Regions from separate parts of the Homo sapiens genome. Here region 1 is linked to region 2. A link is a contact called in ENCODE Hi-C or POLR2A ChIA-PET data. All regions are on one chromosome and are shown on one strand. Each heading gives the region's core, a stretch centred on a gene start or an enhancer-like site at or near the end of the contact. The rest is flanking DNA. Distances are from core to core; before and after follow the strand shown. Region 1 has its middle 130 kb from the start of IL15. Region 2 has its middle 18 kb from the start of LINC02432.

Region 1 (3,717 bases), core at 122-2,621, 420 kb before region 2:
TACTGAACAGTGAATAAAGAAGGAAGAATTTTCTATTTCATTAGAGGGCACTGATTATATGACAACTGACATAAAAATAAACTACTTCTCAATACTTCAGAACTAGAACATAGTAAATAATGCCATCAATGTGTTTTATGTATAGTCCTTCAAAGATGGGGATTTCTACTAGAAGCCTTAAAGGGTTGAAGTTTATCTTGGTTTTAGTGAGAAACTGAATTTTTAGATTATCAGCTTGGAAATGTTCTAAAGGCCTCAATGATTTGCTGAGCATCATCAAATGAAAGAAGGACACCTTAATGGTCTCCAACCACTCAGGAAGGAAGCACAGACAAAAGGACTGATAGACAAAAGGAAAGAAGGGAGGGAGGGAGGGAGGGAAGGAGGAAGAAAGGAAAGAAGGAAGGAAGGAAAGAAAGAAGGAAGGAAAGAAGGAAGGAAGGGAGGGAAGGAGGGAGGGAGGGAGGGAGGGAGGAAGAGAGGGAGGGAGGGAAGGAGTGAAAGAAAAAGGGAAGAGGACAGGTGGAAAGCAGGGGAAGGAGGGTATATACGGTCAAGACAGCTCCATTCTCTAACTCATGGTTTTAATATTGAGCTTGCATAAATTCTCAGAGAATAAGCTTCTATAAGTTTACATCTTAAAGGACAAAACTTTTTTCTCTCTCCTCTGCTTTCTCAAGTTGGAATAGGGTAGGTCATCCTGCAACTGCTCAAATCCAGTCCCAGGGAATATGAAGACACTCGTTTCAGTTGTCCCTAAGGTGAAGACAGAACTTCTGGAATCTAAAAACCATCCCAGTTCCAAAGAATTTGCTCTCTGTTCTTGTACTTCTTCCCTTATTCTTCAGGTTAGTTTAGTGATTGAGAGAGCCAAAAAGACCTCATCCACATCAGGTTGACTCCTGTAAGATTCAGATGGGAAGATGAGATCAATTCATTCCATTCATTTGCATGAAATTTAATTCATTTTGAATCTCTCTGGGGGATGGGAGATGGCTAAAATATGGAAGTAAACAAGATTATCATTCGGAGAAAGAAAATGTGTACTGAACATAATTAGTAAGAGTGGTCAAAGGAAACAACATTAACCTGCGGAGCTCATATGGGCTTTTGGGGGTCAATGAGGAGGGAGTTTATTGAAAATTTTTGTGAAATAAAATTGCCCTTCCAAAATTTCATTATATTTGAAAGTTAACAGCCTAAAACTGTTGCACATTTCAAGCTGTTTGGTGAGTCTGGAAGCTTTGTGATTCAGATTAATCCCGTGGTGGCTGCCTCCACCCCCATTGTTTTCTTTATTAGGAAGCAAAGATTCCCATATGTTTCCGTGTAAGACAGAATGACTCAGCCATTTTATATTTAATGCACCCTTGGATAGCTGCTTTAGATTTTATATGCCAGTACAAGAGCACAGAAATTGACTGTGACACCGTCTGTTGATGAAATAAAGAGAATGGCCCTGGAGACAAGAGAGCTTTATGTTCTGGTTGAAAAATGCAGAAAACACGAATTTGATCAATGCTGTTATTTGCCAATATCTCTAAAATGGACTCTTTGTTCCAGAATTAAGTTTAATCAAATAATAAAAGTGTTGAGATTGCCTTGATCAATATGGAGGTCATGTGCAAGGTGCTTATCCCCTAATACTCCTCAGGAACCAGTAGTATATTTACAAGAATTCGTGGTGGGCACTGAAAGAAAGAACTATGTGAGAGGACTTCCATTTATCTCAAGATGAGGTCTGCCGACATTACTTACTACCACATTCTTTTCTCTACAAACTACACCTTCAATACATGTAGAAGAACCTTGCTTGAGGTATATAGCTTGTAGGGATCTTCAAACATCAACCCAGAAAGTTGGAATAAGAAAAATATACTTACCTCTGTTTCAGTCAATAATTTTCTTTTTTTTTATTATTTTCTTTTTTTTTTTTTATTTTTGAGACGGAGTCTCACTCTGTCATCCAGGCTGGAATGCAGTGGCGCGATCTCTGCACACTCTCATGCTCCGCCTCCCGGGTTCACGCCATTCTCTTGCTTCAGCCTCCCGAGTAGCTGGGACTACAGGAGCCCGCCACCACACCCGGCTAATTTTTTTTTTTTTTTTTTGTATTTTTATTAGAGACGGGGTTTCACTGTGTTAGCCAGGATGGTCTCGATCTCCTGACCTCGTGATCCGCCCGCCTCAGCCTCCCAAAGTGCTGGGATTACAGGCGTGAGCCACCACGCCCGGCCCATTCAATAATTTTTTGTTCACTTTATCAGGAGTTTTACCACAATTCATCCAGTCAAAAGACTTGATCCTTGCCAAAAACCTAAATAACACTTTACATTCTTATCTTTAAAAATCCATGGTCACCAAGTCCCATAGATTCTACCCCCTTGGTATTTCTTAGTTCTGCCTCTTCCTGCACTAAGTTCTTAATTTATTCCCAATAGCTCTGCCTGCATTATAGCAATAGATTCATAATTAATCATCTGTACCCAGTGCCCCTCCCTCTTACCTATAAAACCATTGTCCAAAAGGTTGTCAATGTAAAAAATTGCACTGGACAAAGCAAAATACACTTTTTACTTTAATAAATTCTATTTACTGAAGGCTGTGTAAGACTAATCAGACTATCATTTATTCAAGACAATTGCAAGAGGGAAAAGAGACTAAACTCAAATCCACGGAAACAAAAGCCCAGAAAGTTTTTAGGAGCTGGAGTGGGGGGACTTGTATGTCATCTGTGTTTGCTAATTGGCCTAACCAAAAGAGAAAGTAAGCTTTCTCCTGTCTTCAGGACAGGTGGTAGTTTTACAACTTGGAGCAAGGAGCCACTGAAGTTAAGTTTCTACCTCACCATGGAGGCTGAGAGAAAGGGGTGCTATCTTTTTGGATGATTACACTTCAAAGAGATGACTCCAAGGTCCTTAAGGAATACATGCCCTGGGTTGTAAACCTGGCAGTAGGCTTTTTAAGGAGATTTACATTCATTCCAAAGTGGCAGAGAAAGAATTTGTCATTAATAGTTTTCTAAAGTAAATGCTATAAGAAAAGAAAGCTCGGGGGGGCCTATAGTCAGAAAGAAATCTATGAGAGTGAGCAGGAGTTGCATATTTTTCACATTATCTTCCTGCACCCATCATAGTGTTAGTTACTTTGAAAGTTCTCCTTTAATATTTTTCAACTAAATTAAAGGTGCAGTTGTTTGAAAAATATAAGGGCTTACAAATAGAATTCTTAAATTTCTCAATGGTAGTAAATCATCAACTTTTGAGGGTAAATTTTAAAAATAATGTAATTTGGAAGTATTTTTGAATAAAAATTCAACCAATATTTTAAACACCTGTAATAATTATTCTTTCATTTAAAGTTTAAAATTAGCTTGGAAGGTTTTATGCAAAAAGCATATCACTTAAGTAAAAGCCTAGTTCTAAGAACTTCCAAGTTCAATGCTCATTTATATAAAAGACATAGAATATGTTTGTTAACAAATTAGTCTCAATATTCTAGGGTGTTTGGAAAGCACCTCTGAGTAGGGTTATGTCTCTGTGAGTTCATAATAATTATATATTGACTAAATATTTTGGAATATTCTCATTGTTTAAGGCACCATAACAAAACAGGGTTTAAGTCCCGTGGCTTAACCAGTTTGACACATTTACAGTACTGTAAAATCATGCTCCGCTGTGATAATGAATCTGTTAGTCAGGCTTCTTGTAATGTTCA
Region 2 (3,579 bases), core at 721-3,220:
TACATTAAAAAAAGAAAAAACAGAAAGGAAATAGAAACATTATTCTCTTAAAAAGACAAAATGGTATTTCAGAAGATGGTGAACGTTGTAGCTGAGAATTGACTCTCAAAACCAATATTCTTTAAATTTCAATCACATTTTCAAGTCCCTAAAGATGAGAACAAGCATGGCATGATGAAACACAAGACACAGACTACCCAGGGAGCTTATTCTTGCAAATCTCATAATGTAATGCATTCATTTCTTCATTTTCAAGACATTAACTGAGCAACTATCACATTTTAGGCAGTAAGCACAATGCTAAATGCTGAGGCTACTGGCATAGATGAGGCAAGATTTATATGCTCTTGGACTCACAGCCAAGTAGAGGAGATAGTCAAAAATAATTACGAGATTCAAAATGTCAACAAATGTAAATCATATATTAGTTCATTCTAGTGCTCTTTAACTTATTTAATAGTTTATTCATTCATTCAACATGTATGGAATCTGTGTTCCAAGCACTGTTCTTAAACATGAGAACATGAAGATGCATAAAAGCCTTAATCTTAAGGAGTTATCTTACAGTGAGAAACATGCCATTAACAAACATTACAGTGCAGAAACATTACAGTGCAGCATAAGATGTGCTATTAACAGTGATAGTCAGCCGAGCACGGTGGCTCACGCCTGTAATCCCAGCACTTTGGGAGGCTGAGGCGGGTGGATCACCTGAGGTCAGGAGTTCGAGACCAGGCTGGCTAACATGGTGAAACCCTGTCTACTAAAAATACAAAAAAATTACCTGCGCGTGGTGACACACGCCTATTCCCAGCTACTTGGGAGGCTGAGGAGAATTGCTTGAACCCAGGAGGCGAAGGTTGCAGTGAGCCGAGATTGTGCCATTGAACTCCAGCCTGGGCAACAGAGTGAGACTCTGTCTCAAAACAAAACAAAACAAACAAACAAACAAAACAGTGATAGTCACAGAAAGTAGAGCAAATGAGTCTGCCTGTGTGAAGTGAAAAGAACAGTAATGGCCATTCTTTTTTTCTGACGGATGGAAAACCCTAACCTGCAAAATAAATATTTTCTGCAGATGAAAAAAGGTGGGGAACTTTTATAGACCTAGCCATTCTTATTTATGAATGTGCTCATTCTCTTCCAACGTTTGGTTTATAACATATTTCAGGACTAAGATGACAATTTGGCCATACCATTCCTAATTTTGATGTTCTAAGATGTCAGTCATGGAACCAGCCAAAGATTGACTATATTTGTATAATAAGTAGATGTCAGGAAGAATGAGCCAGAGAACAGATTCAGGATTGAAATTGAGGTTTTCAATTTTAGAAATGGGATGGGCAAAGAGTTCAGTAACCATGCCTCACTTTTTTAAGGACAATGACACCAAATTACAAAAAGAAATGCATTTTATTTAGCTACTTTTATTATTTTGGGATGGGCAACCTGGTAGGAGAAAAGCCACCTTTTGAGTCTGTCACCTCCACATTAATTTGCTAAGAATATTTAGGGGTAAGGAGGCCCATCCCCTTTACTCACATTCCCTGAATGATGAGTCAAGGAGTAGCTTGTAGTAGTACAGCAGGGGGTGCAAGGGAAAGAAGGCAATTTCCTTTCTTATACAACTTTTCAGTTTATGTGGAATTTTAAATTGCTTAATTTTCAATAGTCTTATTATATAATTGATTTCTTTGTGCCTATTACTAATTATCTCCCTCAGTCTTCCAAGAGAGGTATAATACTTTTTCTGATACAGTGTAACAGGATGTTGTGACATAATAAAAAATATACATTTGGTTTCTGCCTCCTGTTCCTGCCACAGATCTCCTAAATCCCTTGGAATTTCCTGGGTAATAAGAGTGCCTTTATTCTAATAAGGCAACACTTGGCGGACTGCTGGATAACGTCAACATGAGGGCTGTTTTCCAGAAACACCAAGCCATAATTCAAACTGTGAGCTGGAGACTGGGTTAATAATTGGTCATGCCTACATGATGAAACCTCTATAAAAAATCCCTAGAAGGCAGGGCTTGGAGAGCTTCCAGGTTGGTAAATACATCCACAGGACAGGAGGGTGGCACACCCTGGCATCATGGGGACAGAGGCTCCTGTGCTCAGGACCTCGCCTTCACCTGGCTGTTCATCTGCATCTTTCATCATATCCTTTGTTATAAAGCAGTGAACATAAGTGAGTGTTTCCCTGAGTTTTGTGAGCCATCAGGGCAAAATATCAAACCTCAGGAGAAAGTCGTGTAAACCTTCCATTTGTAGCCAAGTTGGACAAATGTTATGGGTAATGTGGATATCCAAGCCATGCCACTGGCATCTGAAGTGGAGGGGTTGGGGTGGGGGCCCAGTCTTGTGGGACTGAGCCTTCAACCTATGGGGTCTGCACTAACTGCAAGGTAGATAGTACCGTAACTGAATTGTAGGACACATAAGTGGCATCCAGAGAGAACTGATTGCTGTGGGAAAAATATATCCCACACATTTGGTGTCAGAAGTGAAGTGTTGAGAGTAGAGGAAACAGTGAGTTTTTCCTCATTAACATTAAATTGGAATTTTCAGCTTTCACCACAATATATAATATATGAAATTCCAAAGAGAATTGTCAAACCAAAATGTAGATTTTCAAAGGAGCTATCAGAGAACCAGTTGGGCAGTTCCAAACCCACTGAAGAATACAAAAGGGTCCAAATATTGGAGATGAGAACAATTTGTTAAGAGGGGTGTGTGTTTACATGTGTTGCTAGACTGAGTTTCACCTTCTCCAAGGGGAGCAATGGAGTGCTATCTTTTGCAAAAAGGGCTTCACTTGGCCAATTTGGAGAGTTTGAGATAAGTCTCCTGGAGCTTGAGAGAGGGTAAGACTGGCATCTGACAGGCTTACTGGAGCAGGAGGGGCAACTGGTGAGCTCTTTGGGCAGTAAAGTATTTCTGGTGGAGGAGATGAGGACCTCAGGAGAGAGCTAGCTGGGGGCCACCTTTAGCTCTGTCCAAGAAGGACTTTCTGGAAGTGTAATGAGCCTCTAACCAAAATAGAGAGTGGATAGTGGTTCCCTAAACCCAGGGGCTGAGCACTGGGCTAGAGAGCTGCAGTTGTTGCAGCCAGATGAGCCCCACAGGGGGTGACCCTGCAGAGCCACCAAAGCAACCCAAAGAGGGAAAATCACCTGCAGACATCTGCCCATCTTACAGTATCAGAGCTAGCATAAACTTCCCTGCATCCTTTGCCTTTCTAGTCTCTGACTCCATTCCCATGGCAACAGCAATGACAACTTATAAGTAGCATATAAGTGGGCAAGAGGATAGAAAAATTACCTGCCCCTCTTCCACGGGAAGCAGCTGGTCCACTTCAGGTGAGCCATTGAGATGGGATATTAAACCAAATGCAGTTTTATTTATGGTCTGGAATTGGATAGTCTATTTGACATATTGAGAGTATATCTAAGATTGAAGCCTCAAATTCAAGGGCCCAAATTTTCAGTCTTTCTCTTTTCACTTTCATTTCTGCTTTCAAAATAGCCAAGTCTTTCTTAAGCTCATCCCTTTTTAGTAAGACTTTGCTGGAAACAC

The links. A loop is a pair of places that touch in the nucleus more often than their neighbours do. ChIA-PET counts read pairs that join two places held with the same protein, here RNA polymerase II (POLR2A). Pooled maps may share reads with other maps.
Region 1: a loop to region 2 is called in a pooled map, with 2.2 times the contacts of the local background. The contact joins two enhancer-like sites. A Hi-C loop is called at or near these places in 1 of 168 maps with a recorded cell type or tissue (endothelial cell of umbilical vein), 1 of 37 single-sample maps with no recorded cell type and 4 of 50 pooled maps. POLR2A ChIA-PET finds 5 or more read pairs at or near these places in 1 of 52 experiments (AG04449).

What each region holds. Positions count from the first base shown.
Region 1 is chr4:141,766,770-141,770,486 of GRCh38, reverse strand. No RefSeq gene overlaps it. Among named protein-coding and RNA genes, the nearest start is that of IL15, 130 kb to the right of the region's middle. Within about 2 kb of position 1,371, at least 2 of the 41 ENCODE cell types and tissues checked have a DNase peak (open chromatin) inside an H3K27ac peak, as active enhancers do; they include endothelial cell of umbilical vein, where a contact is called at or near this core.
Region 2 is chr4:141,348,707-141,352,285 of GRCh38, reverse strand. No RefSeq gene overlaps it. Among named protein-coding and RNA genes, the nearest start is that of LINC02432, 18 kb to the right of the region's middle. Within about 2 kb of position 1,970, at least 6 of the 41 ENCODE cell types and tissues checked have a DNase peak (open chromatin) inside an H3K27ac peak, as active enhancers do; they include endothelial cell of umbilical vein, where a contact is called at or near this core.